Linked DNA regions of Homo sapiens: regions 2 and 3 are each linked to region 1. A link is a loop called in an ENCODE intact Hi-C map of the cell type or tissue named here. Cell type or tissue: IMR-90. All regions are shown on one strand. Links, peaks and the distances in the headings refer to the core of each region. The heading gives the core; the rest is flanking DNA.

Region 1 (7,857 bases), core at 1,687-6,686:
TTAGTGGTTGTCAGGAGGAAGATGGGACTACAAAGGGATAGTCCACCAGGGTGGTGGGGTTCTTCTGTATCCCAGCTGTGGTGATGGTAACGCAAATCTACACGTGCATTAAAATTCACAGGACTGGCCATGCTCAAAGGCTCACGCCTGTAATCCCAGCACTTTGGGAGGCCGAGGCAGGCGGATCACGAGGTCAGGAGATCGAGACCATCCTGGCTAACATGATGAAACCCCGTCTCTGCTAAAAATACAAAAAATTAGCCGGGCGTGGTGGTGGGCGCCTGTAGTCCCAGCTACTTGGGAGGCTGAGGCAGGAGAATGGCGTGAACCCGGGAGGTGGAGCTTACAGTGAGCTGAGATAGCGCCACTGCACTCCAGCCTGGGTAACAGTGCAAGACTCCGTCTCAAAAAAAAAAAAAAAAATTCACAGGACTAAATTTCACAAAGAAAAGTAGAATGGATGGTTGCCAGGGACTGAGGGAAGGGACTCATTACATAATGGATATGGAGTTTCAGTTTGAGAAGATGAAAAGATTCTAGAAATGTATAGTGGTAGTGGTTGTACGACAATGTGTATGCACTTAGCATGAATTGGACACTTAAAAATGGTTAACTTGGGAAACTTTCATGTACATTTTACCACAATAAAAAATGTTTTAATTCATAGGACTGTACACCAAAAAAAGCCAATTTTGATTGAATGGAAATTTTTTAAAAACTAAAAGAAAAATCAGAAGCAAATACTGCAAACTGTTACATTAAAGCTAAATAATAGATACATTTATGTCTATTACTCAATTTTCTAAACTTTTCTGCAAGTTTAAAATGCCCTAATAAGTTCCTAATAGTTTAAGGTAGAATCAAAATTTTGGGGCTGTGGGAAGCTTTTGAGATCATTTTTTCCAGATTCCATACTAGAATGGAGTGAAACTGAGTTTTCACAGCTAAAAACTCCTGACTCCAGTCCAGTGCTTTAACCACAACGATTATTTGGAACTCAAGATTCTAATTGATAATAAAATCAGGCTTCTTCCACTTAGGAAAGCTTATGAGATGCAAAGAACCATGAAAAGTATGCTCAACTTTTCTAGTCCATAGGAAACTATTTCTACATAATCAGAACACTCAACTAAGAACAGAATTAATATTTAATCAGTAGCTCTCTTCAAAAGAATTGTTAAAATAAATTTAAAAGAAAAAAGTCACAAAAATCTTGTGTCAATTTTACTGAGGTATTCTAACTGATCGCATAAGACATTTTAATTTGTTTCATGTCATCTTTGCATCTGCCTGTCTTTGTTCTCACCCCCGCTCTCCTCCTATATAAATATAATCTTATACTGAATAGCTTCTCCGACCTCTTCTCACCCCCTATCTAATCTTGAGTGAGGGTTGCTCTAATTAGAACTGACTTTCTTTAACAAGTAGTACTCTGCAAAATTCTGGGGTAAAAAAAACACCCTTCACCACTGGATCTGTAGGGTTGCTGGTTGCAAGCAACAGAACTGACTGGGAAAGCCAGGACATGCAGTCTTGTAGGGGGCAGGATGAGAGAGAGGAAGCCTGGCCACCGGCAAGGGGCCTCTGTTGGAGATACCACCTCTGGTATCATTGCTGCTAGCAAGAGCCTCACCTTGTTGCAGTCATCAGTAAGGAATTTTTCAGCTGATGGCATATCTTCTGTGGATTATTCCAGTGAGGTGGAGGGTTCTGGGTGTGGACCTCCAGTTGGCTGAGCCTAGGGCCTCAGCCCATTCTTTCTGACATCCTCTGCCAAGAGCTTCTTTAAAGGAGGTGGCAGCTCTGCCTTGCAACACACAATGACAGACTCTCTTTCCTCCCAAGTAGGGGGAGAATTCAACACTGGGTAGCAAAGAAAAGAACTGCCTACCTTCATCAGTGCCCATGGGCTTCCCAACTGCCACGTGTGCCTTTGCTTCCTTACTTCAGTTTCCCTTGCCACCCCCTCCCTCAGGTATAGAAGTACTTCATCTTCTATACCTGAGGAAGTATTTTTATGCCTAATGGAAACTCCTCCTACTGCATTTTACCAACTCTCTTGAGTCCTCCAGTGGGAAAAGCTCTTTACCATCACTCCTACAGCTTTTACTCCAAAGTAGGTAGGGATGGCCACACTGGGCCAACCTATAAAGCCATCTCTATTAGTTTGCTAAGGTTGCCATAACAAAATATTGCAGACTGGGTGGCAACAAACAGAAATTTCTTCTTTCATAGTTCTAGAGGCTGGAAGTCCAAGATCAAGATGCCAGCAGGGTTGGTTTCCTCTGAGGCCGCTCTTTTTGGCTCGTGGATGGCCGCCCTATTGCTGCCTCTTCACAGGCTCCTCCCTCTATGCATGCTCACCCCTGGTGTCTCTCTCTGTGTCCTAATCTTTTCTTCTTATTAGGACACCCATCAGATTGGATTAGGGCCCACTCTAATGGTCTCATGTTAACTTAATTACCTCTTTGGTATCTCCAAATACTGTCACATGCTGAGGTCCTGAGCTAGGAGTTCAACATATGAATTTGGAGAGGCCACAGTTCAGTCCAAAACACCTCCCAGCTAGCACTCTGTCTCAGACAATAGAACCAAAGTGTACTGTGGAGAGCCAAGGTGCACCTCCTGATTCATTCTTGTATTCATTCTCATTCCACCAATATTTCATAAGAGCCATTTAAATGGTTATAGGATCTACATAAAACCAACAAATTGATCTTTACAAATGCATTTCTCATCATCTCACCCTTCACATGGAAACTCCTGAATGGTTCCCCATGGCCTTAAGAGAACTCAAAAATCCAAGTATGGTATACGAAATATTCAAAGATCTGGAATCTGCTTACCTACCCAGCCATAATTCCCTCACATGCCTTTTGCTGCAGTTAAAGTACTGAAGTATAGTGGGTGCACACACAAGTTATGCTGAGTTACTTCTAGTTGTATGATCCTAGGCAAAATGTGCTTTACTCAAAAATTATTTAATTATCATCTCCTTTCTGCAGCTGTGTGAGGCCCTGGGGCAGATAAAAAGATCTCATCCTCAAAGATCTAATTGGAAGGGAATGTCAGCAAGTAAACAAAAACTACATTGCAATTGATAGGCAGTATAGTCTAGATGTATGCAAAATGTGTCAGAAGCTCAGAGGAAAGTCTCCTTACATTTCTAGGGCACACGTTTCCCCAGTAAAACAATACACCAACCTCCAAAATTAAACTAAGGGTAAGGCCAATGCATAGCGTAACCTATATGTTTGCTAATACATTGCTGAAGTAAATCAGAAATGTGGGTCGGATCCAGTTATTGAGTTAAGTCACATCTTACATAACTAATGAAATGGAAATTGGTTACACACCCACCAAAGTATGCAGAGCCCTCAGGTGGAGATTAAAATCCCTTCTTGCTGCCACAAATTCATCTCTGCAGTGTTTTAAAAATGCACATATGAAAGTTACAGGTGACAAGCACTGTACAAGCCACTTCACCAAGCTTGAGATAGTCTAGCTATTAATCACCTAAACTAGCAGCCATGGTCTGATGATATGCTAAAATAAAATAATGCAACTCGCAGTGAGGGTTATTTTATTTACATTTTAAATCTTCTAGCATATGTCTCAAGAAGTTTTCTGGCCCAAGGCTGGGCGTGGCGGCTCACTCCTCTAATTCCAGCACTTTAGGAGGCTGAGGCAGGTGATTGCTTGAACTCACAAGTTCAATAACAGCCTGGGCAACATAGCAAAACCCCGTCTCCATAAAAAATACAAAAATGATCTGGGCATGGTGGTGCATGCCTATAGTCCAGCTACTCAAGAGGCTGGGGTGGGAGGACTGCTTGAGCCCAGGAGGCAGAGGTTGCAGTGAGCTGAGATAGTGCCACTGCACTCCAGCCTGGGTGATAGAGCCAGACCTTTTCTGGAAAAAAAAAAAAAAAAAAAAAAAAAAAAGAGGAAAAAAAAAGGTATCTGGCCCAGAAACTTGCAAGAGAGAACAAGAACAGGTATTGTTAAGCTGCCAGAGGAATGGAGACTGAACTCTTCCCTCTAAGACCTCTTAGAAATGCTAGGTATAATGTGTGTCACTTTGTTTTTAATGCACAGCTGCGTTCACAACCAAGAAAGGGAAATTCCCAAGTGATGAAAATGAAAAGAGACCATAAAAGAAAAGTAGTAAGTGATGAGCAGCTGCCAAATTGGATGAGAAGATATTGACATCAGTTTCCTAGGGGCGCCGGCTTTAATGCCCGCGTGGGAAAAGGAAAGAAGTCCTTGAGTCCACATGAGGTAGGGAGTGGGAACAGGGCCGCTGCTTAAAACCTGAACTCTCAAAGGGTGGCACCTGCAGAGAAAGGTGGACTAACAATAATCAATTTACTGGCAAATAGATCAAGGGTGTCTTTGCTCACATTCTGGAGAAGAAAATATACCAATCCAGATGGATTGATAAATTGAGGCATTTATTAATTTATTGCCTCTCAGCTTTGAACTTGTAATACCTGGTCTGGGATCACAGTCTGAACACTGTAAGCCTTTCTCCTTCACAGTAAGGATCATACTATACTTGTCAGCAGAGGGCACTGGAGGGACACTGCAGGAGGAAAAGGGCTTCTCTTCCTGGTTTCTGTGTGAGGGGTTTGGCTTTTTATTGCTCCTGCTGCAGGGTTGGTCAGCAGGGTGGGTGAAGGGGGACATCCAGTGGTGTTCTGCACGGTCCCTCGGTGACCTCACCATTCCAGCCAGTCCTGTGACCACCTTTCCATGGTCCTCCTGACACAGACTTCCCATGCTCCAGACTTTACACCTTGTGTTTCCTGTTTGCCCAGCAACTGCGGATGGGCCGCAGTAAACTCCTCTCCTTCCTGTGAGCTGCAGCCACATCTTTGCCAATGAGTTTTGAACCCCAGCCTCAAGAAGGCCCCATCCTATCCAAATGTGCCCTTCCTTGGGTATTCTCTCTCAGCCCTAGAGTCTCAATGTAGCATTCCCTTTACATCATTTTAGTTACTCTGTTAACATAGCTTAATAATGCCTTATAGTAAATTAACTTATTTAAGTTATTATGTGTGGTTTCTGTCTCCCGATTAGACCCAGACTGATACCACTGAGACATCAAAAATCTCTGGCCTATGCTATTAAAGATACAAATTTATATTACCTAGCATGAGTAAACACAAAAACATTATGAAGGGTTACTTCCTCAACCAAGGTGGCATAGCATTCTCCAAAAAGCGAAATACTGAATATACATCCAATCCAAAATTTAAAAACTCACAACGGAACAACCCTTAAGTATTGTCAAATATACAGTAAAATACAATAATGAATTTAGAACCAGGCTTAGAACTAAATGGGCTTAGAACTAAAGTACTTAGAATAAAGAATTTAGAATGGGCTTAGAACTAAAGTAACTTCTGATAATAAAACAATCCAAAAGAAAAGATTATAAATACGCTTAAAAGAAAATTTGTAAATTAGTAGAAAAAGGAGAGACTTGACAAGAACAGGCAGATTCGAAAAATAACCAAATAAAACTTTTACAAATGAAAAACAAGCCTTCAAAGAATGAGCTCAGTAGCTGATTAAACATAGCTGTAGAGAAAATAGTGGACAAGAAGAACTGAGTAATCTGCACAGAATTCAGCACAGAAAGTTAGACAAAAATATCTATAAAATACATAGAGAAAAGAATAAAAAGCATTGAAATGCAGATAATAGGAGTTCCAGAAAGACAAAACAGAGTGAACTAGGAAGGCAATGTTTGGAAAGTTAATGGGAGAGATTTTTCCAGAATTGATAGAGATTTTCTGAAAATGACTCCACCGATGGAAGAAACACAGACTCCCAAATAAGATAAAAACCTGGAACATTGATAGGAAACTCCAGACCAGAAAAAAAAAAAAAATCTTCAAAGCAACAAGAGACAGATTGCCTACAAATAATTAAACTAAGAGCAAAAATTTTAATAAGAGCCACAAAGATCAGAAGACATGAAATAATATTTTTGTAGTACTTAGGAAAATGACCAGTCAGTGTAGAATTTAATACCCAGCTAAACTATTATTCAAGGAGGAGGGTAAAATAAAGACAATTTGGGATGGACAAAGCTGAGAAAATTTATCCAGTGACCCGCGCTAAAATAATTGCTAAAGGATGTACTTCAGAAATCAAACTATAAACACAGGAAGGATGGGGTGCAAGTAGCAACGGTGAGCAAAAGAAAATCTGTGCCAATTATCAATGTATTCCTCTTGGCTCTTAATCCATTCTTCTGTGCCCTCCTTTGGGATGTAGAGCTGGACCCCAGCTGTTGCAATGTTAGTCCTTGACAGTACAGGGCCCTGGAAAGACCAGCAGGAGGAAGGGGCTTCTCTTTCTGGTTCTGTTGCTTTACTCTTCCGGCTCCTGTGGCAGCCAGTGGGTGGTTTGCAGGTGAGGGGCCACTTACCTAGCAGTTAGCACAGCTTCCAGCAAGTTCTACGGGCACCCCAGCAGGTGGCTTCCCAGTGACTTCCACAGCAACACAGTGAGTGGGTTCAAGAAAGTTCATCACTGGCAGTCTAATAGGTGGTCTGCTAGCAGTGTTGCCAGCATTCTAGCAGCGAGTTTGCCTGTCTACCAGCCCCAGACTGTGGGGCCTAAGCAGACTTCTCCACCATGCAGGGGGCGTCAACCTTCAGTAAAATGTGACTCTCACCCTGGGAGAAGGCCCTTTTCCAGATGTGTACCTGCCTCAGTCCTAGGGGTAGTGGCTGCTTGTATATTTGCCATTCCTACATTCTTTAATGTTAATGTTACTCCTCTAAAGTTTTTATAGTAGTCAAAAGAAGAGTAGTGATATTGACTAATTATAGATGTTTTTAGTATACATGTTTTATATTTTAAATTGTTACGGTAGTCAACTTTTGCTCCTGGGCAGAATACAGTAGATAGTGGCAGCCCCAGGTTCTCACTTCAACAACTAGAAAACCCGGGTAAATTACAAAATCAACTTTTAAGATATTAGCAAGTAATGGAAGCAATGATGACTAGATTATTCTGATTTGCAGGAGGAAAGACTTTTTTTTAAAGCCCTGTTGAATGAGCTGAAAATTGCCAGCAGCTTTCTCCTCTTTTTTTGCCAGTTCTGTGGGCGGACTGAGGATTGGGCTTGGCCCATGCAGAGGAAATCTACTGGATTTGGGCAGTCATGTGACACTAGATGCCCAAGCCCCAAACATGTGGCTGGTTTTCCCCATGAAACATTTACTGAGTCCTGCATAACCCACAGAAAGCCAAGGAGCTAGGCCAAGGGCTTCCAAAAGCAGAGTGAAATCTCCATTAGTCTCCCAGAGAGTGGGCCCGCCTCAAAAACACAGCCAGCCTCTTTCTTAATATATTTACCAGATTTCTGAGGAATGATGGAGCTGAATCTCCTGCAGGTTTTCAGGGATGAAAAGGCAGAAACCCGTCAGGCTCTCAATCAAAAGCTTGGGAGTATGGAGCCAGTCTCAGAAACACTTCAACCCAGCCCTGACCAGCGCAAAGCATAACTTGATTCAGGTGATTAGCCCCTTGCCTTATCTGCCTAAGAGAGGAAGAAGGGACTCCTTACGTTAAAACATAACATTCTGGAAACTTTTTAAACTTTTCAAAAATGTCTACAATGGCATACAACAAAACATTAGTAGGCCAATAACCCAGAGGAAAAACAAACAATAGAGGCAAACCCACACGTAATCCAAATATTGGCATTAGGATGCAAAAACTTTAAAATAGCTATAATTGGGCCAGGCACAGTGGATTACGTGCCTGTAATCCCAGCACTTTGGGAGGGCAAGGTGGGCGGATCACCTGAGGTCAGGAGTGTGAGACCAGCCTGAC
Region 2 (7,857 bases), core at 979-5,978, 92 kb after region 1:
TTCCAGGCTTCCCAAAGCATCAACAGGCCTGCTCTTTATGGGGCCCTTTAGCCTGTGATCAGCCCCGAAGTGCAGAGGTCTTTTGTGGGTAACAGGGCCCAACGTACCTTAGTCACCTTCAGTATCAGATGTCCTCCCAGGAAGGGCCAGCACCTCCCATCCAATCTTACTCTCACCTCACATCATGCATGGGAGGCCTTAGTATGAGACTTCACATCTCTGGGACTTTCCACCGCAGGAGGCCAATCCAAAGCCAAGGGTTTCCTTCTTTCATGTTATTTCATGACATAAAAGAAATCACCCACCCAGCGAGCTAGAGTCTGAAAAATCTGCATATTCCCCTACATTAGCATCCCTTTGATCTGTAAGGATGCAGAGGGAGGCATACCGCACTAGACTGTGGCAGCAGCTTCATCCTTTCCAGTTCATTTCCTACTTCCTGCTTTGTGGGCATAGATTCTCACACATACCTGGAAACCAGGTAAGCATCTGGACCAGTGAAATATGTGACTTCTGGAAGCCCATTAGCAATCAAGCTCTGGTATTAGAGTTAAACCTTTGATAACACAAACAAAGCTGCTTGTGCTTCTATTTCACAGCACTGGAAAGAGTTCTACAATTTCCCAACAAATGATATCTGAAAGCATCATTTTACAGGTGAGAAAATGTAGGGATTCATTTCTCAAAGTACAATCCTCTGGCCAGTGGCATCAGTACAACCTGTGGGCAGATTCTTTCGCTTGCTCCACCCCAGGTTAGCTGAAGCTGGATTCGCAGTGGAAAGGCCTAGGAATCTGCATTTTAAACACACTCCATCCCCGCCCCTAGGCAATCTGTACACCTGACAATGGTCTAGAAGTATAGCTGGCTCATACAGTTCTGAGACCATAACCACCACAATATTGAGGAGACATCAATCTGGATAGCCTCAGAGGCTCTTTTCCTCTCCACTTTGAAGCTTAGCAAGGAGCTAGAGCAGCAGGTCTGTGCTAACCAAGAAAAGACTCTCTGTTCCTGGTCACAGAGCCCCAGAGGTGCCACTTCCTCAACCAGGGAGCTCCACTGATCCACAGAGGTCCCTTGCCCTTCAGTCCCCAACACAGGCAATGAACATCGTGCTACTGGAGCTCTTTCCATGGTGTATAGTCCTGCAAGGTCCAGCCCAGACAGGCCTCTCATTTTATTCCTTCAGCAAACATATATCGAAGGAGCTCTGTGCCAGGCATCGTGCTAGGTACCAGCAACATGATGAAAAAATGGAATGGCATCCAAAAGTGGGGCTCAGTATAGAAGAGCCTGAGAATTGCTTCTCTAGCCCATGGATTAGAGATTAGGTTGGAAAAGGCTTCAGAATTGGGAAACTCCCAGACAGGAGATGGAAAAGGAAAGAGCTCCTCTCAGGATGGCCCTGAAGGGAATATCAGGGAACACAGCCTTAAAAGGGTCTTAAAACCCTGTCCTGGCTAATGACCGTCTGTATGGCCTCAGTCTCATGACCGTCTGTATGGCCTCAGTCTCGGGAAATTGCAGGGGGAATGGTAGCCAACTTGGAAGTGCAATCATGTCCACTTTCCTGCTGTCTTGCCAGCCGCACAGCAGCCATTTAAGACGCAGAATTTCTTTTTGCAGCACATCTTCCCTAAAGTCTGAGTCAGCCTCACCCACATCTATACAACTGCATCAAGCTTTCTGGTAACACACACACACACACACACACACACACACACACACACACACGTCCGAGTAACCCAGAGCCCGCTGCTGCTGCTGTGACCAGGGACTTCCGCACAGAGCTCCATTCCTCCTCCTCCCCCAGTCTCATGTCCATCCTTACGCCCCCACTGGGGGAGTTAGATTTCTGCCTAACATGACCGCTCTGGCACTGCACCTCTCCAGGGTCTAGAGATCTATCCCCAAGCTACTAGTTGACGTCTGCTCCAAGGGGACTCTGGCACCGGCTGTGTGCCTGGTTCCCTCTGCTGTCCTGGCTACTGATGAGAGCAAGGGCTGGAGACTCAGACAGGCCTGAGCTACAACCCACATCTACCACTTACTAGCTGTGTTACCTTGGGCAATTTTCCTAATCTCTCTAAACCTCAGTTTCCACTCTGTGACTTAAGAAAAATGAGACCTACCTTGCAGGTTACATTGTAGATTAGAGATGATCTTCATAACACCAAATATCACAGCTACATACCAGGTGCTGACTACATGATGGCTATTGGTTTGTGTCCTCTGGCTCAAATAACCTCTCTATATCCCCCCAAAGGATCCAGGCATTGAGCTAAATACTCCTTAAGCCCCTACTCTGTGCCAGGCACTTTTCCAGGCACTGAAAATATGCCATGAACAACACACAATTCCTGTCTTCATGAAACTTAGATCCATAATAAAAGAGATAAAGTGCTTGTACTCATTCGCTAGGACTGCCATGACAAAGCATCATAAGTTAGGTGAGCTTAATGACAGAAATTTACTGTCCCCCAGTTATGGAAGCTAGAAATGTGAGAACAATGTGCCGGCAGGGTTGGTTTCCTCTGAGGGCTGTGAGGGAGAACCTGTTCCCTGCCTCTCTCCTGGTTTCTGTAATGACTGGCATTCTTTGCCTTATAGGATGCATCTCCCTATCTCTGCCTCCATCTTCACGTGGTGTTTTCCCTGTGTGCATGTCTGTTTCTGTGTCCAAATTTGCCCTTTCAGAAGGACACCAGTCATACTGGATTAGGGTCCATCCTAATGAACTCATTTTAACTTGATTACTTCCATGAAGATTCTATTTCCTAATGAAGTCACATTCTGAGTTACTGGTATTTCTATTTCAACATCCCTTTCCAGGAGGAAAAAATTCAATCTATAATGGTGCCCCTTTCTGTCCACTTACTCAGTCTCATTTGATTTGTGAGTTGAGTTGATTCCACACAGGAATCCTTCTAAGCCACCTTAATCTCCTAGAATTGGACATATCCAGCAAGTTCAGTTCACGCTATCTCCAAGAACCATCTCTGTCTCTCTTTCATCTGCTCTCAAGAAGGTAAAAGACCCCAACATGGACCTTTCCCTGTCTCAAAAGAGGGACTACATGACCTCCCACAGGGGCTCAGGCCATAGCCCAAGCTCCTCTTCCAGGGTCTCCAGCTCAAGCCACCTGCCCACCACACATGGTGCCTGATGCATGTGCCCTTGCCCCAGGCTCTAGATAAACGGTTTTACTCCCTGCACCCCATATTTCCTCTTACTCAGTCATCTTATATAAATGGAAAAATCATCTCTTTGTGAAATTGACTATCTCCTGCAGCTTAACTTGGAAGAATGTTTACATATTTGGCCCCAGGGAATCATAAACATCTTGCGGCGTATGTTAACAGTTACTACATGACACCATTCATTTTTACGATCTCAAATTACTAAGTGTTCCCACCAGGATCCTCCTCCAGTGGTTAAAAGACTGATGGGCTCAGTTTTCCTCATCAGGCCTCAGAGAAATGACATCATTGGTTCTGGCTTCTCCCCTTCAAAAAAAAAAAAACATCTCATAATGGGAAAAAGCAGAGGAACCAGCCACCAGGAGCAAGTCTTGTTGCAAAATGTCCAGAAATGCCCAAACAGAGGAAGTGTCAGTTAGTACAACTGATCAATGGTTGCAAGGGGTTGCGAGGAGGAAGAGAGGAATATGCCGTGCCCACAGAGGCATTTGGGGCAGTGAAGCTACCCTGTATGATCACTGCAGTGGTGGATAAGTGTTATTATACATTTGTCAAAACCCACGGAATGTACAACATCTACAATGAACCCTAATGTAAACTATAGTCTTTGAGTGATACGGATGTGTCAGTGTAGATTCATCAGTTGTAACAAATGTACCACTCTAGTGTGGTTCGATAGTAAGGGAGGCTGTGCGTATGTGGGAGCTGGCAATACGTGGAAAGTCTCTGTACCTTCCTCTCAATTTTGTTGTAAACCTAAACTGCTCTAAAATATAAAGTGTATTTTTAAAAAGTCAATTACTATAAAAGAATGGCAATCATTAGATTTGGTTTAAAACAGTGGTTTCTAAATACCGGTGAGTAAACCTGAGATGGATGTCAAATACAGACACCTGGAGCCTACCTACTGTCTCAGTCTGTTTGTGCTTCTCTAACAAAACACCTCATTCTGTGTAGTACTTTATAAACAATAGAAATTTTTTTTACAGTTCTGGAGGCTGGGCCAGCAGGTTTGGTGTCTGGAGAGGGTCCCAACTCTGCTACCAAGATGGCACCTTGCTGCTCCATCTTCCACAGGGGAGGGACACTGTCCTCACATAGGAGAAGATGGAAGGGAAAGGGGACAATCCCTTCAACCTCCAGCTCTTATAAGGGCACTAATTCCACTCGTGAAGACAGAGTCCTCATGACTGAATCATCTCCTGAAGGCCACACTTCTTAATACTGTTGCATTGGGGATTAAGTTACCACAAAAATTTTGGAACAGACACCATCATTTAAACCATAGCACCTGCTGAAAATCAGAATCTTATAGTAAAAGGAGAGAATCTGTATTTTAAAAGAATGCAGGGAGACAGGCTGGCAACATGGCCAAATGGGAAGAGCTCTGGTCTGCAGCTCCCAGCGAGATCAACACAGAAGGCGGATGATTTCTGCATTTCCAACAGAGGTATCTGGCTCATCTCACTGAGACTGGTTAGACAGTGGGTGCAGCCCACGGAGAGTGAGCCAAAGCAGGGTGGGGCCTCACCTCACCCAGGAGGCACAAGGGGTTGGGGAACTCCCTCCCCTACCCAAGGGAAGCCATGAGGGACTGTGCCATGAGAAACGGTGTATTCCAGCCTAGATACTACACTTTTCCCACGGTCTTCACAACCCACAGACCAGGAGATTCCCTCAGGTGCCTAAGCCACCAGGGCCCTGGGTTTTAAGCACAAATCTGGACAGCCATTTGGGCAGGTACCAAGCTCGCTGCAGCAGCTTTTTTTTCATGACCCAGTGGTGCCTGGAACACCAGCAAGACAGAACCATTCACTCCCCTAAAAAAGGGGCTGAAGCCAGGGAGCCAAATGGTCTAGCTCAGTGGATCCCACCTCCGACAGAGCCCAGCAAGCTAAGATCCACTGGCTTGAAATTCTCACTGCCAGCACGGCTGTCTGAAGTCAACCTGGGATGCTTGAGCTTGGTGGGGGGAGGGGCGTCCACCATCACTGAGGCTTGAGTAGGCAGTTTTCCCCTCACAGTGTAAAAAAAGCCGCCAGGAAGTTTGAACTGGGTGGAGCCCACCACAGCTTGGCAAAGCCACTGTAGCCAGACTGCCTCTCTAGATTCCTCCTCTCTGGGCAGGAAATCTCTGAAAGAAAAGCAGCAGCCCCAGTTAAGGACTTATAGATAAAACTCCCATCTCCCTGGGACAGAGCACCTGCGGGAAGGGGCGCGGCTGTGGGCGCAGCTTCAGCAGACTTAAACATCCCTGCCTGATGGCTCTGAAGAGAGCAGCGGATCTCCCAGCACAGTATTCAAGCTCTGCTAAGGGACAGGCTGCCTCCTCAAGTGGGTCCCTGACCCCTGTGTCTCCTGATGGGGAGACAGCTCCCAGCAGGGGTCAACAGACACCTCATAGAGGAGAGCTCTGGCTGGCATCTGGCAGGTGCGCCTCTGAGATGAAGCTTCCAGAGGAAGGAACAGGCACCAATATTTGCTGTTCTGCAGCCTCCGCTGGTGATACCAAGGCAAACACGATCTGGAGTGGACCTCCAGCAAACTCCAGCAGACCAGCAGCAGAAGGGCCTGACTGTTAGAAGGAAAACTAACAAACAGAAAGGAATAGTGTAAACACCAACAAAAAGGACATCCACAAAGAAACCCCTTCCAAAGGTCACCAACATCAAAGACCAAAGGTAGATAAATCCACGAAGATGAGGAAAAACCAGCACAGAAAGGCTGAAAATTCCTAAAGCCAGACACCTCTTCTCCTCCAACGCATCACAACTCCTTGCCAACAAGGGAACAAAACTGGACAGAGAATGAGTTTGACGAATTGACAGAAGTAGGCTTCAGAAGGTGGGTAATAACAAACTCCTCCAAGCTAAAGGAGTGTGTTCTAACCCAATGCAAGGAAGCTGAGAACCTTGAAAAAAGGTTAGAGGAATTGCTAACTAGAATAACCACTTTAGAGAAGAACATAAATGACCTGATGGAGCTGAAAAACACAGCATGAGAACTTCGTGATGCATACAAATATCAATAGCTGAATTGATCACGTGGAAGAAAGGATATCAGAGATTGAAGATCAACTTAATGAAATAAAGCATGAAGACAACAGTAGAGAAAAAAGAATGAAAAGGAACAAACAAAGCCTCCAAGAAATATGGGACTATGTGAAAAGACCAAACCTACGTTTGATTGGTGTACCTGAAAGTGACAGGGAGAATGAAACCAAGTTGGAAAATACTCTTCAGGATATTATCCAGAACTTCCCCAATCTAGCAAGACAGGCCAACATTCAAATTCAGGAAATACAGAGAACACCACAAACATACTCCTCGAGAAGAGCAACCCCAAGACACATATAATTGTCAGATTCACCAAGGTTGAAATGAAGGAAAAAATGTTAAGAGCAGCCACAGAAAAAGGTCTCGTTACCCACAAATGGAAGCCCATTAGACTAATAGCAGATCTCTGCAGAAACACTGCAAGCCAGAAGAGAGTGGGGGCCAATATTCAACATTCTTAAAGAAAAGAATTTTCAACCCAGAATTTCATATCCAGCGAAACTAAGCTTCATAAGCAAAGGAGAAATAAAATCCTTTACAGACAAGCAAATGCTGTTACCACCAGGCCTACCTTACAAGAGCTCCTGAAGGAAGCACTAAATATGGAAAGGAAAAACTGGTACCAGCCACTACAAAAATATACCAAATTGTAAAGATCATAGACAGTATGAAGAAACTGTATCAACTGATGGCCAAAATAACCAGCTAGCGTCATAACAACAGGATCAAATTCACACATAACAATATTAATCTTAAATGTAAATGGGCTAAATGCCCCAGTTAAAAGACACAGATTGGCAAAGTGGATAAAGAGTCAAGACCCATCAGTGTGCTGTATTCAGGATACCCATCTCATATGCAAAGACACACATAGGCTCAAAATAAAGGGATGGAGGAAGATTTACCAAGCAAATGGAAAGCAAAAAAATGCAGGGGTTGCAGTCCTAGTCTCTGATAAAACAGACTTTAAACCAACAAAGATCAAAAAAGACAAAGAAGGGCATTACATAATGGTAAACAGATCAATGCAACAAGAAAAGCTAACTATCCTAAATATACATGCAACCAATACAGGAGCACCCAGCTTCATAAAGCAAGTTCTTAGAGATCTACGAAGAGACTTAGACTCCCACACAATAATAGTGGGAGACTTTAACACCCCACTGTCAATATTAGACAGATCAACAATATAGAAAATTAACAAGGATATTAGGACTTGAACTCAGCTCTCTGGACCAAGTGGACCTTACAGACATCTACAGAACTCTCCACCAAAAATTAACAGAATATACATTCTTCTCAGCACCACATCGCACTTTTTCTAAAATTGACCATATAATTGGAAATAAAACACTCCTCAGCAAATGCAAAAGAATGGCTATCATAAGAAACAGTCTCTCAGACCACAGTGCAATCAAATTAGAACTCAGGATTAAGAAACTCACTTAAAACCGTACAACTACATGGAAACTGAACAACCTTCTCCTGAATGACTACCAGGTAAACAACGAAATTAAGGCAGAAGTAAATAAGTTCTTTGAAACCGATGAGAACAAAGGCACAACATACCAGAATCTCTGGGACACAGCTAAAGCAGT
Region 3 (7,857 bases), core at 1,572-6,571, 340 kb after region 1:
AGTCTTTTTAAAAAGGAGTCACATATCACAGAGACTGAAAAAAATGGCAGACAAACTATTAGCACGCACCATCACCTACTGACTCAGTGGGTCTGGAATGGAACGTAAGAATTTGCATTTCTATGAAGTTCCCAGGTGATGCTGATGCTGCTTCTCAGGCCTACACTTTGAGATCACCGCTCTCGATCAGGAGTTGGCAAATATTTCCCATAAAAGCCCAGATAAACATTTGAGGTTTTGTGGGGCCATACAGTCACTGTTGCAGCTACTCAAAGTGCAAAAGCAGCCAAAGACAATGTGTAAACAAATGGGTGTGGCCATGTTCCTATAAAATGTTATTTATCAATACTGAAATTTGAATTTCATATGATTTTTAAAAGAATGTTTTGATAATTTTTAAATTTTTTTCAATCATTTAAAAATGTAAAAACCGTTCTTAGCTTCTGAGCCATACAGAAATAGGCACGGGCTGGATTTGGCCCATGGGCCATAGTTTGCCAACCCCTGTTCTAGATGAGTGGTTCTTAACCCTGGCTCCTCATCAGAATTAACTGGAGAGTTTTAAAAGACCCAGATACTTAAACCCAAGAGATTCTGATTTAATTAGTCCAAACCCTAGGGTGATTCTGGTATACAATCAGGATTGAGAACTACTGCTATTAATCAATATTTTTCCAAATGACATCTAAGGATATTTAGGACTTAGTCTTTTCATCATAAAAGTTTCTAGGGTTAGGTAAGTTTGGAAAATGAAGTTTAAACGATTTATTTATTGCAGGTCTTCTCACAAATCTCCAAGAAAGGTCTATAGTATGGAGTAGTTTTCCAGATTCATTTGACCATTGAAGGCCCAGAACATCTAATGGAACTAGTGTTCTGTTAAGCATTTGGGAAACAGTGCTCTAAATCTTTCATTCATAAAGAATACCAGATACTTACTACTTAGATGCATAAAATTATAGCAAAATATGACAGCAGAAACTAATTTTAAAATGAGAATGTGTTTGACTCTTGATAAATTAGCAATACAAAAATACAAACTCCTGATAAATCTGAACAAGTTAAAAAGAAAAAAGCCACAAAATCATCAGGCAATGATTTTTAAAAGGAGGGGAAACACAACAATACATTTGAACAATAAAAGTCAAGGTAAGAGGTAGTTTTCTACAATGTCAAACCTAACATGAAAGATACAGAAAATCAGAACACATCAACTATAGAAGAAACTGGAAATGAATTACCAATGCCCTCAATCCCTAATTAAAGAAAAGGAGATGCTGAAATAAGGTCTCAACAGATTTACTGATGAATGCTCTTAAATGTTTCAAGAACTAGATGACTCTTTGATAAATCCAAAGGATGTTTATCATTTTATCCTGTCCAAACACACAGTAGGCACTCAGCAAATACAGTAAATGTATTTGGAAAAATCAAAACATAGTTGTCAACACAGAAAAGAAAGTATCACTTCCGTGGTACCAGTAGCAGCAGTCAATAACCCATGCCCTGAAGTTCTAAATTGTTAAGGTTCTTCCTACTCTACCCTGCATGAGGAGAAAAGCTGCCATAGTGTAACACAGAAAGAAGACAAAACGCCACCAGGCACCACTGGAAAGGAAAGTAGTGAAACTAACCCCTCACTTCTTTCACAGCTTCTTACACAAGAGCATCCTGATAATCTGTATTACTAACTGGAAGGGCACTTCCCTAACATGATAAATCCCGGTATGCAAGTAAACTATGCACATAAGCAAATGAGACAAGTAACTTGTAAAGACCAGATGTTTATTATCTTACTGCTTGATGTGGTTAATGCCCACAAATGCACCAACAGCCTAGCGGTACTCTTCACACATTATGAGCATGCTATTCGAAAGACTGGCATATGCCTGTCAACAATGATATAAAATAAAGGCATGTTCTATCCCACACACACTTAAAGTCAACGTCTATGAACTTGAAAGTGTCTGATTAATTAGTTCCAGAGCACAAGAAAGGACTTCATGTTGCCAATTCATTGTGAAACATTTCATTAATCCTCACATCTAAAATATGGGGAGAAAAGGTCTTAAAAATACTTAAAAGATCATGTCTATTAAATATTTTTAAAGTGAAAATAAATGGGCTTTTGAAATTCTAAATAATGTAATGAGTGAAAATTAGAGATAACAGAGAAAAGTAAAAAAATGCTATGTTTAGATATGACTTAGTACCCCAAAAATCTAAAATATCTAGCACAATATATACTCAGTAGAATGTAATTCTGAGATCTCCTTTCGTTTTCTGTATACACTGTCTTCTACAGCAGACAAGTATACCAAATTTCAACTTTTCTTATTAGAGACAATCAGAAAAAAAAATAGCTGAGTTGAAAATAAAGAAGGGCCAAGAAAGGTAAGCTGCTTGAAGTCACAGAATTGATAAACACCAGAAAGATTATTTGAATCCTTACGTGATTCTCAAACATGTGCTCTTTCCACTGCACCATGGTACCAGAAGACAACTTCAGTTTGACAGGTATTTACTAGAACTTACCACGCAACAAGCACAGGAATTTAAAAAAAGAGTAACATGTTTTAAGGAAACCTAAGTTAAGTCAACTGCTCAAGTATTTGGTTTGAAACCTAGGTAGATCTCCTAAATCCAATTTCAACAATCCTTCTACTCCATGATCATTACATATCTAAAAACCACATATCCTAATGTGTCCTAGGAACGGTAAACATCATTTTAAATGCTGGGGTTAACTATAAAATTTTTACTCTAGAATGTTATTAGAAGAGTACAAAAAAGGCTGACATCCCACACAAACAACATCTTTTGTGCTTTAAGGCATCCATAGTTCTGAACACACACATACATACATACACACACACACACATACACACTAATTTGAGAAAGGGGAATGTGAGTTATAAGTCAATTTCCAAAGCAAACTACATTCAGTTCAATTATAGCACATTCTCAAATATATCATTTGCAAGCTTCCTATAGATATTTTAATGTTATCACTTTTAAAGCATGAACACTTAAGTTGAGATAGTCAATCTTGACAATCTTTTAAGAAAACATCAGGTAATTCTGTGTTTGTACAACTTGGAGATATGTGGGCTTAAAAATAAGCGTTCAGTGGATTACTGCTGGATGAACATCCATAATCATTAGTAGATCTACAAAAGGCTGTGTATCTGATCTTATTCTGTTCAACATTTCCTATTACAAACAAGATAAAGACCCAGAGATTATACTGAAAGATCAGGAAAAATCACCAATTAGTCCACGATTTGGGCAAATAAGTTGTCTTGAAAAACAACAAAAAAAAATGTTTTTTAAGTCCCATGAAAATGCCCTAATAATATGCACCAAAAGAAGTAACCCATCCAGGAGATGAACTAAGGAGCACGGTAAAACAGAATGACTCCCATCACCTACTAAGCAATCTATGAATGATACACATGATTCTGATCACTTCAGAAGGAAATAATAACCAGAAATATTAGAACTTTAAAAATCTTCATATAAAGTAATTCTAATATAAATAGTTAAGTTGTTTTCTCGTAACTTTGATGACTTCTGGCCAAGTAAAATTAAGATCAAACCACTTTAAGTTTTCTTTGTAAATAAAAAACATACTTACCACAATCCATTCAGCAATGTTTTCATAGAGCTCTGGACTAAAAATTGCTTTTTTAAGCCTAGCTAGAGGACCATCAGCATCTACTAATCTGCACCGCATGAAAACATCACAGTAACCTCTAAAATCGTTGCAAGGGGATCCAGGTTGCAGGGTGATGGTTCGACCACTGAAGTGCCTACTCCACTGCACAGACCCTGTACTGGCACAAGTTGATGGGTCCACTGGAAAAGAAATGCCAAATATAAGCTGAAGGTCAGATTCAAATATAAGTTGAAGATCAGATTTCCAGTTGTGCAAATACAAAGAGGGAAAAAAAACTGAAATCATTACCATAACATGTTATACAGACCTTCTCTAGTTAGGCTGGGTAACGCCATCAGTAATTCATATTAAATGTTACAATGTAAACAAGCAACCAGCAAGTCTTGACTCAGTGTCCACGATGACTTAAAGTCTAACAGTGTTTATGTAAATTACTGCTGTAAAGCTGGCAACGTTTTGTCTAGTTTATCATTTTTAAAACATTGTAGAGACCATAATAATAGAGACACAATGCTACGTTACATTTATAATCTCCTCAAGAGGACAGATTTAGCTGGAAATTATCTGGCCAAACTGTAGGTCAAAGTTTTACACTTAAAATTTAGGAGAAAATAATAGTTTGAGGCAAATTTTATACTCTTGTGTTTTTAAAAGCCTTACTTTTCTTCATACAGCATACATGGCATAATTCTTTATCATCTTTGCCATCAGAACTGGCACACGTACACTCCTCTAAGCCATATTTCTCACAGATAGAACCTGCACATTGCTAGAAGAAAAATAAAAGACAAATTGTTTAATCCCTATACAGTCAAACCTATTTTTTATAGTAACAGACAGGCAAGTATGAGCTTCCAATGTCAAAATATTTAAATGGAAATGAAAGTGAAAAACAAACAGAGATGAGTATCAAAACTGAATTACATAAATACATTTGAAAAAATTTGAAAAACAGTAAATCCAAGAAAGATAGTAAATCTTTTAAAGCAATGGCAACTTAAAAAAATGAAATAAAAGCAGAGCAAGAGATTAGATGAGGATCGATTTTATGTTGGTTATTACGGCTCTTCTATAAAGAAAGAAAAATTAAATTTTTTTCCTGTAGAGCAAAGTGATATTCAGCCACAAAAGCTTTGAAGGTTTGATATTCAGAGAAGATGACCAAAGAGTTCTTTTATTTAGGCTACTGAAATATTATTTTATAAAACTTAAATATTATAGACAAATCACATGCCGAGTTGTACAACTATGTTTCTCTAGAGAATATCAACCACATGTACATGGAAAGATGAAAGACAAATTAGTAGCTAATTGAATGCCACATAATATATTCATGGTTTTGTGAGGGAATATTACTTAAACAGAGACCAAGATTAATTACTTTAACTATGTAGCTTTAAGCATCAATAATTCTTCTGAAAAACAAGTTTTCTAAAATTAAATTTTAAAACATATAGTTAAATGCTTACCCCATTAATGCACACTTGTGTATGCCTATTACAGTCTGTGAAGTTTGGTTTAGGGTCAGATGCTGGGCAGAGAGCTGTGAAGCCATTACATATTCCTTCCCTTGCACAGTCTGAATCATCCCGACACTTCTCAGACTTTGACTTGAATGCACACTGTGCTGTACAACAAGGACCTTGACTTGGACTAGAGGAAACATTAAGTGATTAAACAAAGTAAATCACTAGTTATTCCCTATATACTATTAGATATTAGATTAGATCCACATTATTAGACATAGTACCAATTTTTAAATCCTAAGTCTCATCACTTAAATGATAAGTATGTTACTGGTATACAACTTCAAAAAACTGAAACCGCACACCGCCCTCCTGAGTAAACAGTGCACTGGTGGAGCCGTGTGTCCCAAAGAAACAGTGCCTGGGCCTACACAGAAAAGTCACACCCTGCAGGGTATGAGATAAAGCAGCACATTGCTCCTTCAGGTAATAATGCCTTGGCCAAGTTGAGGAGCTGTGCATTCCAGGGCTAAGCCAACACAGTAACTCACATCCCAGGGAAATATCAGTGGCTGAACTGGGATACTATGCCTACAGGCCAAACAACTCTAGCACCCTGCTTCCCTGGAGCTAGACTAGCCCCCTAGAGTCTGAGCTGCTGAGACACCCTTCTCCCCACAGTAGTCATCACTGTGCTGTTCCCTGCCCCCTAGGGCCCAAATGACAGCTGTGCTTGAACATTCTGAGGTACTTGCTGTTGCTGCACCTGGTCTCACAGACTTTGGGATACCACCAAGCCCCACCATCCCAGGGTCTAGACTCACCACCACCTCCATCCCCGGTGACCCAACTCGTCACTGAGTCCTATTGGCTCAGGCTCCGAAATTACTGCCATGCACTGTGCTCTGGGCTCAAATCTCCAGAGCACCTCTTCCCTGGACCCAAGCCCGGGCTATACCCTGCCCACAAAGTGTATAATCCCAGCTACAGACTGGCCCGCTGGGCCCAAGGTGCTAGGGAGTAACCCAGAGTCACAGATCCTGGTGCTATAGGCAACCTACATTCAATCTTGCCAGACAGTAAACATGCACTGCAAGACACAAGTACCATAATAGGTTTGTGAGATCCTGAGCCTAGAACTCCAGCCCCACAGTTACTCTACGCATCCGCAACTGGAAGCCAGCACCGCAGCAGGTGCTCGTAGGCCATGTCAGACCTGACACCAAGAGGGATCCCCTTGGCTAAGTCTCACCATTATGGGAAAAATGAGAATAGGAGGGCCCCAAAAGGCGTTGCCACTGAGGACATTAACAACCTACACCACCAGCATCCATTACCACAAACTTCTACAGCACAGACCACTGAGGTGCCTACAGTTATTGATGATGTTGAATACAGCTGAAGAAGCTGCATGGAGACTATACCACTGCACCTACCTGGAAAAAGAAGCACCACACCCTTCCCGACCAGCACACTAAGACCTAGCTACAGGTGAGAGTATATCTCCATGAAAGTCACTCTAGAAAATTTAGATGAGACGACTGTTCCACCAGACAGGCACACAGACATGAACACAGGGACTCATGAAACATGAAAAAACAAATATATATGACACCACCAAAGGAACATAATTAACTCTCTAGCAACAGGTCCCAAAGAAAAGGAAATCAATAAATTGCCTAAAAAGGAATTCAAAATAATGATTTGAGGGAAAAGACACAAGAAAATATAGATAAAAAATTCAATGAAACTAGGAAAACAATTCATATGAATGAGAAATTCAAAAAAGTAATAAATATCATTAAAGAGAAACAAAAATCCTGTGGCTTAAGAATTCAGTGAATAAAATAAAAATATATAATAGACAGCTTCAACAGCAGACTTGATCAAGCAAAAGAAAATCTCTGAACTTCAAGATAGAATGTTTGAAATTACTCATTTAGGGGAAGGAAAAAAAAAGGAAGAAAGTCTATAAGACTTATGGGACACCACCAAGTGAATAAATTTTCATATTATAAGAGCTGCAGAAGGTTGGGTGCAGTAACTCATGCCTGTAATGCCAGAACTTTGGGAGGCTGAGGTGGGAGGATCACTTGAGCCCAGGAGTTCAAGATCAACCTAGGCAATGTAGTGAAAGCCCATCTCTGCAACCAATCAATCAATCACTTAAAAGCTACAGAAGGAGAAGAGATTTAAAAAGGCACAGAAAACCTTTGTTTTGGCTGGGGTGCACTGGCTCACACCTGTAATCCCAACACTTTGGGAGGCCAAAGCAGGTGGATCACTTGTCAGGAGCTTGAAACCCCGTCTCTACTAAAAATACGAAAAAAACTAGCTGGGCATGGTGGCACGCACCTGTAATACCAGCTACTCAGGAGGTTGAGGCACAAGAATCACTTGAACTTGGAAGGCAGAGGTTGCAGTGAGCTCAAACTGTACCACTGCACTCCAGCCTGGGTGATGAAGTTAAGACTCTGTCTCAAAATAAAAAGAAAGAAAAAAGAAAGAAAAAAAAAAGAAAACCTATTTATTAAAATAATAGCTGAAAATGGAAGTCTTCCTTGAGGATTTATAGTCAAATTGTCAAAAGTCAAGGACATAGAGAATTCTAAAAAAAACAGCAAGAGGAAAGTATCAAGTCACATATAAGGGAGCATCTATTAGACTAGCAGCAGATTTCTCAGCAGAAATTTCACAGGCATGGAGAGAATG

The links. A loop is a pair of places that touch in the nucleus more often than their neighbours do. Peaks named below come from ENCODE experiments on the same cell type or tissue, not always from the same donor. Only the 100,000 strongest peaks of a DNase experiment are listed, where the experiment ranks them.
Region 2: a loop joins it to region 1, with 5 times the contacts of the local background. A loop is called at or near these places in 3 of 110 quality-filtered maps.
Region 3: a loop joins it to region 1, with 2.0 times the contacts of the local background. A loop is called at or near these places in 5 of 110 quality-filtered maps.

The regions. Positions count from the first base shown.
Region 1 is chr15:58,265,564-58,273,420 of GRCh38, forward strand. No RefSeq gene overlaps it. Among named protein-coding and RNA genes, the nearest start is that of AQP9, 130 kb to the left of the region's middle. RefSeq lists an enhancer at 4,467-4,761. In IMR-90, for the core only: a CTCF peak has its summit at 4,567 (motif pointing right); a DNase peak (open chromatin) is centred at 4,568; H3K27ac peaks cover 149 bases.
Region 2 is chr15:58,358,040-58,365,896 of GRCh38, forward strand. No RefSeq gene overlaps it. Among named protein-coding and RNA genes, the nearest start is that of LIPC, 70 kb to the right of the region's middle. RefSeq lists enhancers at 4,788-4,847, 4,918-4,997, 5,107-5,607. In IMR-90, for the core only: no CTCF peak of the experiment used is centred there; a DNase peak (open chromatin) is centred at 3,412; H3K4me3 peaks cover 177 bases; H3K27ac peaks cover 2,396 bases.
Region 3 is chr15:58,606,660-58,614,516 of GRCh38, forward strand. It overlaps ADAM10 (ADAM metallopeptidase domain 10), which reads right to left. Exons shown (of 16, transcript NM_001110.4): 12 at 5,149-5,332; 13 at 4,340-4,448; 14 at 3,638-3,858. Among named protein-coding and RNA genes, the nearest start is that of LIPC-AS1, 110 kb to the left of the region's middle. In IMR-90, for the core only: no CTCF peak of the experiment used is centred there; DNase peaks (open chromatin) are centred at 1,702 and 4,062; H3K4me3 peaks cover 571 bases; H3K27ac peaks cover 955 bases.